3 separate regions of the Homo sapiens genome follow, and all the other regions are linked to region 1. Evidence: chromatin contacts called from ENCODE Hi-C or POLR2A ChIA-PET data. All regions are on one chromosome and are shown on one strand. Each heading gives the region's core, a stretch centred on a gene start or an enhancer-like site at or near the end of the contact. The rest is flanking DNA. Distances are from core to core; before and after follow the strand shown.

The links. A loop is a pair of places that touch in the nucleus more often than their neighbours do. ChIA-PET counts read pairs that join two places held with the same protein, here RNA polymerase II (POLR2A). Pooled maps may share reads with other maps.
Region 2: a loop to region 1 is called in a map of aorta, with 2.5 times the contacts of the local background. The contact joins two enhancer-like sites. A Hi-C loop is called at or near these places in 1 of 168 maps with a recorded cell type or tissue (aorta) and 2 of 50 pooled maps. POLR2A ChIA-PET finds 5 or more read pairs at or near these places in 1 of 52 experiments (A673).
Region 3: a loop to region 1 is called in a pooled map of ovary, with 2.5 times the contacts of the local background. The contact joins two enhancer-like sites. A Hi-C loop is called at or near these places in 4 of 50 pooled maps. POLR2A ChIA-PET finds 5 or more read pairs at or near these places in 2 of 52 experiments (IMR-90 and WTC11).

The regions. Positions count from the first base shown.
Region 1 is chr2:216,972,187-216,977,181 of GRCh38, reverse strand. No RefSeq gene overlaps it. Among named protein-coding and RNA genes, the nearest start is that of TESHL, 100 kb to the right of the region's middle. Within about 2 kb of position 2,526, at least 7 of the 41 ENCODE cell types and tissues checked have a DNase peak (open chromatin) inside an H3K27ac peak, as active enhancers do.
Region 2 is chr2:217,358,853-217,363,847 of GRCh38, reverse strand. The region is part of intron 8 of DIRC3 (disrupted in renal carcinoma 3); the gene reads left to right. Among named protein-coding and RNA genes, the nearest start is that of DIRC3-AS1, 79 kb to the right of the region's middle. Within about 2 kb of position 2,812, at least 15 of the 41 ENCODE cell types and tissues checked have a DNase peak (open chromatin) inside an H3K27ac peak, as active enhancers do.
Region 3 is chr2:217,247,510-217,252,504 of GRCh38, reverse strand. It overlaps the pseudogene RN7SKP43. Among named protein-coding and RNA genes, the nearest start is that of DIRC3-AS1, 33 kb to the left of the region's middle. Within about 2 kb of position 2,469, at least 9 of the 41 ENCODE cell types and tissues checked have a DNase peak (open chromatin) inside an H3K27ac peak, as active enhancers do.

The DNA.
Region 1 (4,995 bases), core at 1,277-3,776:
AAAAAAAGCTCATCATCACTTGTCATTAGAGAAATGCAAATCAAAACCACAGGGAGATACCATCTCATGCCAGTTAGAATGGCGACCATTAAAAAGTCAGGAAACAGCAGATGCTGGAGAAGATGTGGAGAAACAGGAACGCTTTTACACCGTTGGTGGGAATGTAAATTAGTTCAACCATTGTGGGAGACAGTGTGGTGATTCCTCAAGGACTTAGAACTAGAAATAGCATTTGACCCAGCCATCCCATTACTGGGTATATACCCAAAGGATTATAAATCATTCTACTATAAAGACACAAACACATATGTTTATTGCAGCACTATTTACAATAGCAAAGACATGGAGCCAACCCAAATGCCCATCAATGTTAGACTGGATAAAAAAATGTGGCACATATACACCAAGGAATTCTACGCAGCCATAAAAAAGAATGAGTTCATGTCCTTTGCAGGGACATGGATGAAGCTGGAAACCATCTTTCTCAGCAAACTAACACAGGAACAGAAAAGCAAACACTGCGTGTTCTCACTCATAAGTGGGAGTTGAACAATGAGAACACATGGGCACAGGGAGGGGGACATCACACTCCAGGGCCTGTTGGGGGTTTGGGGCAAGGGAGGGGATAGCATCAGGAGAAATACCTAATGTAGATTATGGGTTGATGGGTGCAGCAAACCACCATGGCACATGTATACCTGTGTAACAAAACTGCACGTTCTGCACATGTGTACCAGAACTTAAAGTGTAATTAAAAAAAAGAAAAAGGGGTTGGGGGGCTGGGAGTGGTGGCTCACGCCTGTAATTCCAGCACTTTGGGAGGCTGAGGTGGGTGGATCACCTGAGGTGAGGAGTTTGAGACCAGCCTGACCAACATGGAGAAACTCTGTATCTACTAAAAATACAGAATTAACCGCGCAAGGTGGCACATGCCTGTAACCCCAGCTACTCGGGAGGCTGAATCACTTGAACCCGGGAGGCGGAGGTTGCCACAAGCCGAGAGTGCCGTGAGCACTCCAGCCTGGACAACAAGAGGGAAAATCCATCTATTTAAAACAAAAAACAAACAAAAAAAAAACAGACAAACAAACAAAAAAAAAGCAGTGGAAAAGAGGCGTCATCTGTCCAAGCTTTAAAGTTATCTTCAAAATTCAGGGTAGATGTTTCTATGCCCTACTCAGCTGACACAGCTCAGACAGAGGTTTGATTTGATCAATCCTATTTGAAATTTGGACCTTCTCCTGTCCACCAAGAATGTAAGTTGTGTATCATCTTTCCTGGAAGTCTTTCAAAAGTGGTGAGACCTCTAGTTTCCTGGGTTATGCTGAGAGGGGGATTAAGCATCTGGACTTCTGAGAGACCTGCCTGTGTGAGGAGCCTGAAGGGAGACTGCAAGACCATCACCCTTCCCATCCGCCTAGAGCCTTTGCTAAACTGGAGAAGGGGTGTAATATTCTGAGTTTAAGAAAGCAGACTTTCTTTTTTAAAAAAAAGCCCCCACTTTTCCATGGCACAGGGTGCATTTGGGGTCTAGACCAGATTGAATATTATCCCCCAAAATCTATATCCACCTAGAACCTGTAACTGTGACCTTATGGAGAAACAGGGGTTTTATAGATGTAATCAAGTCAGGATGAGGCCATACTCTATTAAGGTGGGCGTTAAATCCAATATGGCTGGTATCCTTATAAGAGGGAACTTCAGACAGAGAGATGCAGACACACAGGAGAGACATCCATGTGAAGACAGAGGCAGAGACTGGAGTGATGCAGCTATGAGCCAAGAACACTGAGGATGCCAGCAGCCATGAGAAGCTGGAAGAGACAAGGAAGGATCCTCCCCTGGAGCCTTCAGACAGAGGATGGCTCTGGCAACACCTTTTGATTTTACAGTTCTGACCTCCAGAATTGGGAGAGCATAACTTCTGTTGTTTTAAGCCACTCGGTTTGTGGTACTTTGTTATGGCAGCCCCAGAAAACTAATACAGCTTCTGATGTCTCTGTGTGGGCTGTACTAAGACAGGGGGCATTGAGACTTGCCTGGCCGTTGTCTGTGGACAGCATCCTGGCAGCACCTAAGTCAAGATCCCTGAGGCCCACCGAGCCATCGTTCTGCTCTGGGTCGCCCCTCATGGCCTCACCCCCTACTGTCTTGCCTTTCATTAAACATGCCCTTGTGAGCAATTGCCTGATTTTATGTCTGTTGCCTTTTAGCGCTGTGTTTTATTTTGGTTTCACATAAATATAGAAGCCCATTTGGAGAGAAGCCTGCCTTGGCAAGGAGGCTTTTGGCAGTTCTGACAGCTCTGCATATCTCTCAAATGAGTTATGAGTGGATGGGGACTGGGAACTGGGGTCTGGGCCTCAGCCACCGCGCCCCTGAGCCCCCACGGTCCTCCCAAAGAAAGCGACCCAACAATTCCCCCATCTTCCTTTCTTTTCCAGGAACAGATAGCCACTTGGCCAGAGCATGACGAAGGAGAGGCTGTCATACACATCCCCCTAAGCTCCCTACTCCTCACAAAATATTTCTTAGATGGTGGTGCAGAGTGTTCAAGCTGCTGTTCTTTGTTCATCAGAAGAGTTCTGAGAAATCTGGCACAGCCTGGTTTGGGGCTACTGGTTCATGGCTAGAAGAGAGGCACATGCCAGACACGTGCTGAGAAATTTTCCCAGGAGACTTGAGAGACTACAGGTGAATGCAGGGGAGGGTCCCAGGCAGATGCCTGAACCAGCAGAGCAGGCCTGGCCCACAGAGATACTGACAGAGTCTCCAGTTCTTAGTGGAGTATTTTTAATCTCCCCACAATGGCTGCTATGCTCTCACTCTCCCAGGAACCCAGAAAATTGCTTCTTCTATAAGTAATAAATAAGGCTGGGAAATGCTGGCACTCCAGGCAAGCAGCAGGGCTGGAAAGAACCTGGGGATCCCTGAGGGCCAGTGGTCTCCAAACCAGGGCATGTGCACTTTAGGAATTGAGCAAGACAAGCCACTGGGGTGTGGGAAGGAAACATTAAAACTTCCAGCTATATTTATTTTGTTCTTAAAGGTAAAAATGAGTTTTACTAATAGTTAACACAAGGATAGAGAGTAGTAAGTCTACATGATTTATCAAAATGCTTGTATTGGGTATGAGCCTCTTAATATTAATTTTGGTTAATTTTGCATCCTAATTGTTAAAACTTGTAGAGTCCACCCTTCTAGTCCAGAGGTTTTCAAAAGGTGTGCTGGGCAGCAGAAGGGAGAGGAAGTCCTGAGTAAGTGAGTGGTCTATTTATTCCCTTCTGGGCCTTATCAGTCAATTCAGCTCTGCCTCTATATGTCCTGTATCCTGAACTTCTGCATTATGATTTGTTTGATGAAAGGGTTCTACTGTTTAAAAAGTTGAACAAAATGACTGAACTATTTCAGCTCCCTTACTTTTCAGATGGGAAAACGAAGGCCCAGAGGAAAAGGGATTGCCCCAAGTCACACAAGTCATTAGAGCCAAGACTAAGTCTACAACCACCTTTCCTGACTCCTCATTCATTGTTTTCTGACTGAATCATGTGTTCTTCACAGCATGCACCCTGTTTGAGTGTCCATACATAACCTGAATAAATCAGAGGGAAAGGGGATGGGTGAGGTGGAGTCTCTCTTCCAGCAACAATCTGGAATCCCAAAAGGGGGCCTTGGCCTCTATGACTGTTCAAATGTAATCTTGCTGCCTGCCGAAGACACCTCCTGAGAGATAAGGCAACATGGTGCCCTGTGCTCAACGCCCATGCTAACAGTCTGGACCACTCAGTCAATCCCTATGCCATTCTACATTGTTTCTCACAGGTGAGGCTGGGTCTCATGTTCCTGGATCCCTGGGATATGAGGGGACACAAATCAGTAACTCCTCAGAGGCCTTCCTCATTGATATGCTCATTTTAAACAGGGAAAATAGCCCTCGCCTTTCTGATTTTAGGCTCCAGTAGTCACATGAAGTAATTTGTTTCCTTTTACAGCCATCAAATCACATACGTTGATCCCTTCTCCCACTCTCTGGCCTGTCATGCACTTGTTGCTACCAGCCCACTGCTCTCAAGCACTTCCAAACCCTTTATGCTTCCAGGGAGTTTCGTAACAGCAAGGCTTTAGGGGGAATAAAAAGAACTGGAAAACAGGTTATCTGCCTTTAAAAAAATGTATTTTACAGATTAAAATAAAACAAACAATAGCAGCAGAAAGAGAACATGAAAAATATAACTAGCAATGTAGAGCATGATATTGCTAACGAGTGAGTGCTATAGGAGTTGAGAATTCTCTCCTTCACATCAAACTCCTCGAGCGTAGAAAATGTGTCTTAAATCTATCTACCTAGTCCTTGGCAAATAGTGGATGCTTAATAAGTATGTTCATCCAATGAGTATTAATTCAGCAAATAAATAAATGAATAAATGGGCTGTTAAACAAATGAACATATCAGTGGGAAGAGAAGGGAGCTCATCTTGAGTGATCCAGGAAACTTCATTGTACAGAAAGGCTTTAAAGTATGTCTAAGATCAGAAGAAAAGAAGAGAACATGTTTCAGGTGGTGAAAAAGAACGGAGGCAGAAGGTTATGGAACAAGAGAACTACTCTGCTATTGTTGGGTGCTAGTAGATTTGAAAGTTAAATAGTAGGGCCAGATTGGTAGTCTGAAATGAAAAACTTAGAAGCATGTTTTTTCCTGCAAATCTAAATTACCACAAGTCAGTAAACAAGAGAAACGTATAACAACAGCAGTGTTTTAGGGAAGGTGAGGGCAGTGATGTGAAGAGGGCAGTGATGTGAAGAGTGCACTAGAGAACGGAGGAAGAGATGATGCATCTTCTTCCTTATAAATCCTCTCCCTCCACTAGAGTGTTTTCTCCCTGGTCTTCAGGCTGACTCTAGTCCAAGGTCCAAGGTAAGCCAAGAAGTGCAGTGCTTAAAGCAATGTCCTCTTTCTCTACCACCTGTCCATGGACCATCTTCCTTTTCCCTGTG
Region 2 (4,995 bases), core at 1,563-4,062, 390 kb before region 1:
GAGGTAGACGGTGTCTCAGATTTTCCTGAAGGCCCCTTCATAATCTGTCTGCCCTTTCATGCCTTGCCCCCCAAAAACCTTTTTCAATCTCCCTCAGAAAGTCCAAGTGCTCATTTACAAGACTTCCTGTGGGAGGAAAGAAAAAGAACACTGAGAAGATGGTTCATTGCTCAATGCAGCCCCTGACAACAGATTCCCCCAGCTTCCCCTTTTTGCAGCCCATAAACTGTTCTGTAAAAATTAAAAAGCGTTGAATTTACAGGGCCTAAAAGGAGCCAGGAGGTAAAGAACCATCTCCAATCAATGGGTCAGGCATACTGATAAAGCAGGAATATGACGTCTTGCAAATTTCTGGCCAATAAAATACCTTCCTTGTCTTTCCAGATCCTTGACCTTCTCTTTCCCATGCAAAACTAAGTGGGGATAAGAATGAGAAGGGCAAGTAAAAAAAAAAAAAGCAATAAAACAAAGCAAAATATCCAGCATGCTCTGGGCTTATAGGGCCACAATTAGGTCATGAAGGCCTCTCTTCTGGAGCTTTTATTTCTCTGTAAATCCCTTGGCTATCTTTCTTGCCCCAGCATTTCCCTGTTTTCCATTTCAGGGAAGCTTGGGTTGATCAGTAACAAACATTGTTGCTAAAATTGTTCCAACTGCAATGGTCCTGTGGGAATTGAGGTGACTGGGTGTGTCCTGAGTGGTAGTGGAAGAGACATGGGGCAAGGCTGGGCTGTGTTGGCTTTGTGACTTTGGAAGGCAACCTTAACCTCTCTGAGCCTCAGCTTTCTCATCCCTGAAAGGAGGAGAGTAGAGCTGGAATGGAGCTTGAGATTTCTTGGTCTGATATTCTCTAATTCTTAAGCAAGTCTGGAATGCAGGGAAGAGATAGAGGGACTATCAGAGCAAGCATCACGGGACAATGGAAGGCGGAAGCTATCTAGACTCTGCAGCTTCGGCTCAACCTTCTGAGTCCCCAGCGTTATCTGCATCCTGTCCATTTACCTAAATTTGGCCAAGATTGCATTGACTTATGTTCGTATGGCTGATAATCCCTCCAACTCTTTGAGAAAGAGAAAGAGAGAGAGAGAGAGGGAGAGGCTGAAAATAACTAAACCTTGATTAAGTTAGAGGAATAACTATTATGAAGGTATCAAATACTAGGACAGACAGGATTATGATAATATTCCTTGGCTACTTGTTTGAGAATAAGTATCTTATCTGTAACTTAAGGATGTAGCCAGATACTCCCCTCAAAGAAATTTCCCATGTAGGCAATGAATTCAAATTGCCATCAATCCATTTGTGGTGACTTGTCTGTGTAGAGCTGGGGTGGAGTGAATACAGATGAGTTACTGTTGGGGTGATGAGTTACTGCAGGGTTATCTGCCAACCACTTGTATTTGGCAAGAGCAGATATGGAAGCCTCTGGACTTGGAGCACTGGAACCCAGAGAAAATTTCAGTTAAGCTGTTCGGTGGGCTCAAGTTGGAATTGAGAGATGCATGTTCAAGGTTCATCCAGCCCAAGATGTAGATGTAGAACAGGAATGGTTTCAAATGGTCTTTTCAGAAAAAGGAAATGTCAAGACAGCCCCCCAGGAATATACAGACTCCAGGCTGATGGGACAGTAAGAGGAGTATCTGAGCTAGATGCTAAGGCTGGTTTCCTCTGTTGAACTAGATAATCTCTGAGGTCCAGAAAATAGAAGTAGTTTATCTAAGGGCACACGACTGGTTAGTTGATGGGCTGGGATTCATACCTAAGTTCACTCATTCATCCATTCATTCATTAGCCAATGGCTACCAAATGTGGCCTGTTCTGGGCTGGATGTTGTGTGCTTCAGTCTACTGACACCCTGCCCAATTCTCTTCCTCACAAGTCATGACAATTTGATTTCTATTGAATGCACAGAATCAGCAAAGCCATACACTTCTTTCCTTGCCAAACCTTTCTTCTTTTTGTTAAGGTAATAAGGTGGGGAAAAAAAGCATAGAGGATAGACGTTTTTAATTTGAAATGAGAGTAGTGGTCATGAGTTTTTGAATAAGGCCTCTATAAGTATTCTATAACTATCCCCAAAATAGCCAGAGTTGCTTCAGCCAGGCCCACTCCATCAACAAAGGAGTCTGAGGTGCTTGCCAGGGAGTGGGAGCCTCTCAGAGCTGGAGGGATAGACTCAGAGAGGATGTGCAAATCTGAGTTCTGGAGAAGTATCTCAGAAAGAATCAACTTTTGCACTAATGCCTGGCAAGTGAAAGCTGTTCTATAAATAATATCTCTTTCCTCTTTGGTACAGCTTTTAGTTTAGTCGTTATATATTTTCTTTTTCTTACTCAGTTGCTCCCTTGGTTGTATATGATTTCTGCACCCAAAATGAACTTTTGAGGTTTTAATATATACATAGGGGTGTATCTGTGTCAGTGAGGGGAGATGTTGTAGCCTTGTTTTTAGAGTAGCTGGGGCTGGACGAGGTCAGCTGAATTTTTGAGAGTTCAGGTCAAGGCCCTCCAACTGGCAGGGAGCAGTCACACCCTCCAGGCTCCCCAGCCAAGTGCATGCTCCTCTGAAAGTCACTGAGCTGAAGATAAACATGGAGCCCATAATAGCTTTTTCACTTGATCTCCTTTATTACATGTTCCACACTTTAAATTCCTTTGCTACACTCCTGTATTCTTTTGGATCTTTCAGAACAAACATTGAAGTAGGCAAAAAAAAAAAAAAAAAGAAGCAAACTGCCCTCTTCCCTCCACCCTTCCCATCCTTTCTAAGTGAGTCACTTCGACTGGGACAATTAATCTTAATCAGGACGGTATGACAGCAGAAAAAAAGACATCCGCAGTGAAGCACTTTGGTGCCAAAGATTGGTGAGGCAACCAGTTCCTTCCTCTAGGCTGTGAAGGGGGCAATGTAGAAATGATTTGGTTGTTTTAAAAATAGCATGTCACAAAATCAGAGCTGCCTGTATCTTCAGGGTGGGCAGCAGGGATGGGGTGGTGTAATGCCTGTGCTAACCACTGAGTGTAAGCAGGCACTTTAAATATTGTTGGCTGGAAGGTCATACAGGCCACCAAGGCCCCAATGATCAACTCCACCTTCTCCAGGGGACATTGAGGACAAATAATTCCTCGTATTTGCCCTGGTGTTTTTCTCCATAAAACTCAGAGCTTCCATGCTAGTATCCTTAACCATTATCCTCATTTTCTGACAGGTGCAATTACTCATCTCCTGTCCTCTGCCCATCTCCTGTTTTGTTTTTCTCTGCATGGGTCATACTTTCCAATAAGCCATGGCTACACCTGGTACCCTAGAAAGGTTTTAGTCAACGAAGTGTACCTATTGCAGACAGACTCAGCAAGTCCTGGAATGACCAGGAGGAACCACTTCATCCCCTTATGAATGCAGTCTCATCTTTTCATTTGCAATTAGCTGATCGAGTCCTCATTAGCAGGAGGACTAGTGTTACTCTTTTGAGGTCCAAGAACTGCCGGGACACAGTCCAAAGTGCACAGTCCTGCTTCCAAATACAGGGCTGAGAGGGAACAAGAGCTTCTGAGCTGCCCAATTATGGGTGAGTATTGTTTCAGTTCCTTCTGCAGGTGCCTTTGTTAAAAACTGCCCTAAAGCAGACTGATGGATGCCTCTCCACTGCCATGGTCATGTCCTTGTTGGCCTGGATACAGGCATAGACCACAGTGGTTTCAAGGCTGCACATAGGTATCAAGGTTCCAACCCTAATGAAACAAGATGCAAAAAAGACTGAATCAGAGTTGGTGGGGTAGTGATAAAAGGAACTCGCAGTCATTCGGGGTGAGTTCTGCCCGCCCCTGGGAGAATGGTCTCCTTTCCTTCCAGCAGACTTCGGTTGGGACCATCCCAGTCCTCCTACAGTTCTAATAAGGTCTCTCTTGAGACGGTTCTTTAGCCCCATTGTGAATTTGCCTTTCTCCTTTGCAAATATTGTGAAAAGTAACAGGCCATCAGTTTCTTTACCTCTAAGGGAATTCTCTCCTCTTATTTTCCCTATGTTCTGCTCCCTGGTGTCTGGCTGCCTTCGGTTCTATATAAGGAGTCTGACCTAATAATTTTCTATATTCTGCCTCATTGTGCACACTATTGTACTGGCATAAGAAGGAAGCTATCCTTTGGTTTGAATTGTGCTCTGGTACATCCAACAGACTAACCAGTTATCGGCTTGAGAACAGAAGTCATAATGTAAGAACACATTCCCCTCCCATCCCTCCATATTGTGTGTGTCAGTTTAGGGTCTTCAGGTCCCTGTTGACACTACATTTTCCAAAACCTCTTGTCATTCATTCATGCCACAGACCATATTGAGCACTAACATTATGCTAGATTATAATGCAGATAAAGAAACTCACAATAATTATGTAGTCTAGTCAGGTGGAACAAGATACATGCATAAGCAACTGTGTTGTCAAGTAAAAAGTGATAGGTTTGGGTGCCCCGGAAATCAGAACTGGATACAAAAACTATCATGCTACTTCTTTATTGGGGAATGCAAACCCAGGAAAGGAGAAATGAAGAGAAAAGGAAGGAAAGGTTTCCTGAGCTGGATACCACTTGGTAATAAGTGTAAATAATTGATCACTCTCACAGACCCTCTTCCTAGAGGGTGGGCAGGGGAAAGAGAACAGAGAAGAAATTTTTCCCTGGCTCCTGTGTCCCACTGACAAAAGCTTCAATCTAGGGAGCATTAACTTCCCTTAACTACTTGTACATATGTGTGTGCGTGTGAATGCGTGTATGTGTGTGTGCATGTGTGTGTGTGCATGTGTGGGTGGTGTGTGTGAGGGGGGGCACATGCATGCCCACTGAGCACCCATGTATATTCCTCTGGCTCTAATGTCTCAGTAACAGCAGGAATATGCTAAGACAGGAGGCAAGAGGTTTAGAGCATGAGCACGAAGCAAGGCACCGCCCGGTTGTGTCCCTGTGCAGTTGGCCAGAGTCCACACAGTTCTGCTGGCCTCAGCG
Region 3 (4,995 bases), core at 1,220-3,719, 280 kb before region 1:
TTTAGGCAAGATATCTCTGTAAAGCCTTTCCTAATGTGTGCAGGCAGAATGACTTATTTCTTCTACCATATTCCTCTGGTACATACAATTCAATTATCTTACTGAGTCACTTCTCAAGACACTAGTGCGTCTGTCTTCACTCTAAGCCGTAAGTTCTTTGAAGCCATCTATGGTGCTTTCCTTTGTAATCCCACACTCGGAGGTGGAGGGAAAGGGCTGTTGAAGTACAAATCTAGAGCCTGGACCAATAACATAACCAGATACCATGTGAAACTTTGTTTTCAAGAGATGCCTTAAGTCTGTGTTGTAGTAGACTTTGGGCTGAAGAGACAAAATCCGATTTTATCCACCAAGGTTCTCTCTATTTGAAATATCTTCTTCTCAACATCTGATACTGACTCCTCAATTTCAGCCAGTTCTAAAAGGCCTGTACCTACCCTGATTCAATGTACACCCTCCCTATTCTACCACAGTGGACTCTCAGTTATCTACAGGAAGCCACTTTCTCCACATCTCTGACCAGGGCTGGTATGTGGTATTAGGACACAATGTAAAAAATGCATTTATTATATGCTATTTTAGTTGCTTCTCTCTTAGTATAAATCCAATCTTATTTAGGTTACAAGATTCTAGAAGGCAGGCCTTATATGCTCTGTATTCCACGTAGTGGAAATACTTCTAATTCTGTAAATGATTTCTTAAAAGTCATACTGAGCCAAACACTGTGGAAAGTGGTAGATATTATGGCCTCTGCGCTAAAGGACTTTACAGAGACTGGCCCTTCTCCGTCTTGGAAGATTGTCCTTTTTGACCTTGAGGGAAGCTCCAGAGACGGCCTATGGCATGGTGAGGACAAAGAGGGCAGTCATAGCAGCTGGCCAGGCCATCAGGGAATCCACCTTGCAATCAACAAGGTGACACAAGTCCCATTCAAATTATCCTCACAACCTTTTAGTTTTCTAGCCCTGGAGCTCTCTTCATCTGTCATACTTGGTTTTGACTACATAGTAACTGCCACAAGAATGGGAAATAGTAAAAAGAGATGGACCTCAGAATCAAAAGTGATTGAATTCAAATTTAATTCGGCCTAAATATAGCTAATGAAATGTAGTCACTAATTTTGCAAGGTTGACCAGTCTCATATAGTCCTAATATAAATACAGGAGAGTTGTTTGGATCAGGGGATTGTGTTGCCCTGATCATTTCCTTGGCTTTCTCCCTTCCCTCACTGGCTGCTTCCTCACTGCAGATTTGCCCAACATACATGCATAGACACCACACAGAGGATACCCTTTCTTTCTCCCACTTGTCAGCTAAACCTTCTCCCTTTCCCTGAAGTGATTCTCTACCATCACCATCTCTCAAAAATCATGCTAAGTTGCAACAATTGTTTTTATTTTGTTCCCATAAATGAGATATTAACAGTTCAGGTCTCTAAGGTCTTTCATTTCAATCAATAATACATATTCCTGAAATTCTAAATATAAGTGGCCTCTGACTTTACATTTCTCAAGTCTTAGACAAGTATGCATGCAGTCTATAAACAGACTATGTGTGTGTATGTGTCAGAGAGACTACACGTGTGTATGCATATTATATACATGTATGTATTGAGAGACAATGACACATATGATCAGTCAAGAGTAGAAATATATTTTCTTCTACTCCTTCACTCTCCCACCACTTTTGTCTCTGGGACAAAAGCTTTGCCTCCATCCCCGCTTGCTCACATCCACCCCTCCCTTCTTTCACTCTGACTTCTAACCGTTTTTCTCCCCATTAACGCCCCCCACCTTCATTTTAAACCCAGTTTTATCTGGATCCTCTCAAGGAATTGCACTGTGATAGTCAGTGCAGAGACCCAGCCTCCAGGCTAAACTCTGGTGTGTCATTTAGTTACTAAGGACATTAATCTTCCTCCTTAGTTCTCTCTTAAGGATTATTTAAATTGGGCAGATTGAGAATCCATCTATTTCTTTAAAGTCCAGTCCATGAATAGCTGTTAACACAATGCTAGAGTTTAAGGCATTAAGCATGTACCTGCAAGTACTTTGCAGTTCTTCATTTCCTTCCCTCTGGGAGTGCTTTCCAGTAGACAGGGGGAGGGGAGGGAGCAGAGCCTAAGTAAGCTGATTTATCTGGAAAAGCACTCCTCTCCATCTTTGCCATTTTAATAAAGCTTAGCTTGGGGAAAGATTTGGAGGCCTTCAGGAGCAGGTCCGTTAAAACAATTGAGGAGTGTGTGAAACACAGCTCAGGCTCTGCATCCCAGTCTTCAAACTGACGTCACCTCATAAATCCACAGGCACAGCCTGGACCCATCAGCGAGCTGCTTTTTCAGGAGATTAATTATTTGTTCAGACAGGGGTCAGGTGGAGGGTCTTTGAAAGATTCCTTCAGTGTTTTGCCCCACCCCCCTCTCATGGGGGTGAAAAATGGAACTCTCTGTACAGCCAAGATGTAGAAAGAACACTGCGTGCAGAATCAGAAGGGACGTGTGCAGCGTTTGACCCACACTGCCCAATTAAGACAAGAGGGGACTGAGGGGCCAGAGAAGTGAAGGGGCTGTGCATTGGCTCTCCTTACCTTGCTGTCCTAAGGTTATAGGTTTCCAATTTGTCCCCAGGGCAGACTTCAGTAAGGCTGAAAATGCAATAAATTGAGAAAGGCATGGCGTTAGGGGAAGCCATCTGACAGAAGGACATTTGGACAGTGTCTGCAATCCAAGGGGGTCATGGAGGCTCTGGGAGGCCTCACTGTCAGCCCTGGAGCAGAGGTTTCTTTCCAGGAAGTGCCGGGCTTTGCACATCAACCACCTGGATATGTCTCTGGGGAATCACTTAGACACACTCAAGAACAGCAATCACTTAACAAAAAGCAGAAGAGAGGGAAAAAGGCTGAGGTGCAGCAGTTGTCAAATGCATGAGAGTTTCCAGAAGGAAGATTGCAAAGGCTCTGTACTCTCAGGGCAAGATAATGGGAAGGGAGATTTTCTGAGAAAGGGGGTAGGGATTGATTAAACTGGAGTTAGTCAGAAAGGTACTCAAATTTTGTTCACCCATTTTAGGAAAGTTTTAAACAGTGGTTTGTTAGTAAATGGTTAAAAACTGTTCGTGGCGGAGGTGGGAGGTCGGTGGGGTGGCTGTTCTACTTATCATCTGCTGATTTCTGTGGTGTAAATACTCCCTTTGACCCTGATTTCAAGCACCAATGTGAGGTCACTGAATGTGGAGTTGGGAAGAGATGGGAAAAATAGGCTCTTCTGAGCTGGTGCAAGCTGGCTCCAGCTCACCCCTGGTTGTAATAAATATGCTAACAGGGTTCCTAAAGAATGTTCTCAATTCTCGTGCCCTAAGAGGCTACATGGTCCAGCTAAAGGTGCTGGAAGCCAGTCCTAGTGTCAATTTCTTCCTGCCATCCAATCCCAGCTATCAGTTGACAATTTGTGCACTTTTCTCTATTTCCATAAAAAGTTGAAATATTAAACAGTGCAAAATAAAGAAGTCTTGTTATCCCCTGCAATTACAAATGTATAAAATTTGACATCCTCAATTCTCATCATCATTTCTCTAATAGTTCTTGTCTTTGATAAGGCACAGGATTGGGTTGTGTTGTCAGTGAGCAAAAAGAGGAACTGCAGACTGCAACTGTTGGAACTGCAACTAGTGTGCGGTCCCCTATTTGAAGACATGGAAAGAGAAAGCCTAGCTCTTCTTTCAGCTACAGGGCCTGATCTGCGCAGCCTGATGGGAATCAGAGAGTTCTGGAACGCAGCTCCTTTCATAGCCCTTGGCTCCTCTGCACGCCCCAAATAAACACAGATTGTCAGTAGTGGTTTCAGATGAATACCCCTGCAAATGCTGGCATAGCAGGCTGGGGCAGCCACGGGTCTTACCCTCCAGGGAGGGAGCCCGGAGCAGGACTGCCACGCAGAGATGCAGTTGAAGAGGGGAAGGGGAGGGGGTCTATGAAAGCCAATGGCAGAGCCCTGTGGTTTGGCAGTTGGCCTGGGAGCCCTGGAGCCTTCTGGGAAAAAGCCAGGAGGGGAGGACAGAGTGAGGGAGAAGGGGTGGGGGAACTGCTTCTCAGGGTTGGGCTGGCTGCTGCGCCTGTCAGGGCCAGAATTGTCGGCTCTCTTCTGGAGTGACTTACTACATACAGAGAGGAGGAAAATGAACTAAGGTGCACTGGGCAAGTCACAGCCAGGATTTCCCTCCAATCTCACAATAGGGCTATGAGGCAGATTTTCATCACCATTTCTCAAATGGGGAAACTGAGGCCCCACAGGTAAGAGGATTGGCCTGTGCCACACTAATATTAATGGCTAAAGGTGAGATTTGATTTCACCCTTTCTGCACCCAAGGCCCTGATCTCCCCTTGGTTTTATGCTCCTTTTTGGCACCTCTACATCAAACCCTTTGGCTCCACCAGCCAATCTAGTGTGACACTTATTTGTCTGATTTTAGTTTGTTTCACCGTTTTGTAAACAGGTCCCTTGGTTGTTGAAGGGGCTGTCCAGGCTGACTGTGGTGGCCCCCTGTGAGGACAAGGGAAGGGACTCTTGGCCTCCAGCTTGTCTGTGTGGCCAGGATCGATGTGCTCCTGGAATCCACACCAGAGAATCTTAGCTGTGTCGGCACAGCCAGGACGTAAGTGCCATCCTCCTGCCAGAAGATTGTTAATAACACCAACAATTTCTTCGACTTCTGGCTGTGGATACCAGCAGCCTGTGTTAAGTCAACTGTGTGTCCTCACTAGCATGTTGGCGCGGGTCAGCTGCTCAGTCATAAATCCAGACATGTCTATCTATCTGTCCATCAGTCCTTGTGGCCACACTGCCCTTCAGATCTTTCCTGCACAAACATGAAACTTAACACGAACTCCTCACAAGGGCACTCAGCCCTTGGCTTTCACTTGGAATAAACAGGCAGGTCTCTAGATGCAAACACCCTGCCCAAAGTGAAACGCAGCCAGCACGGCCACCTGCTCCCTCCC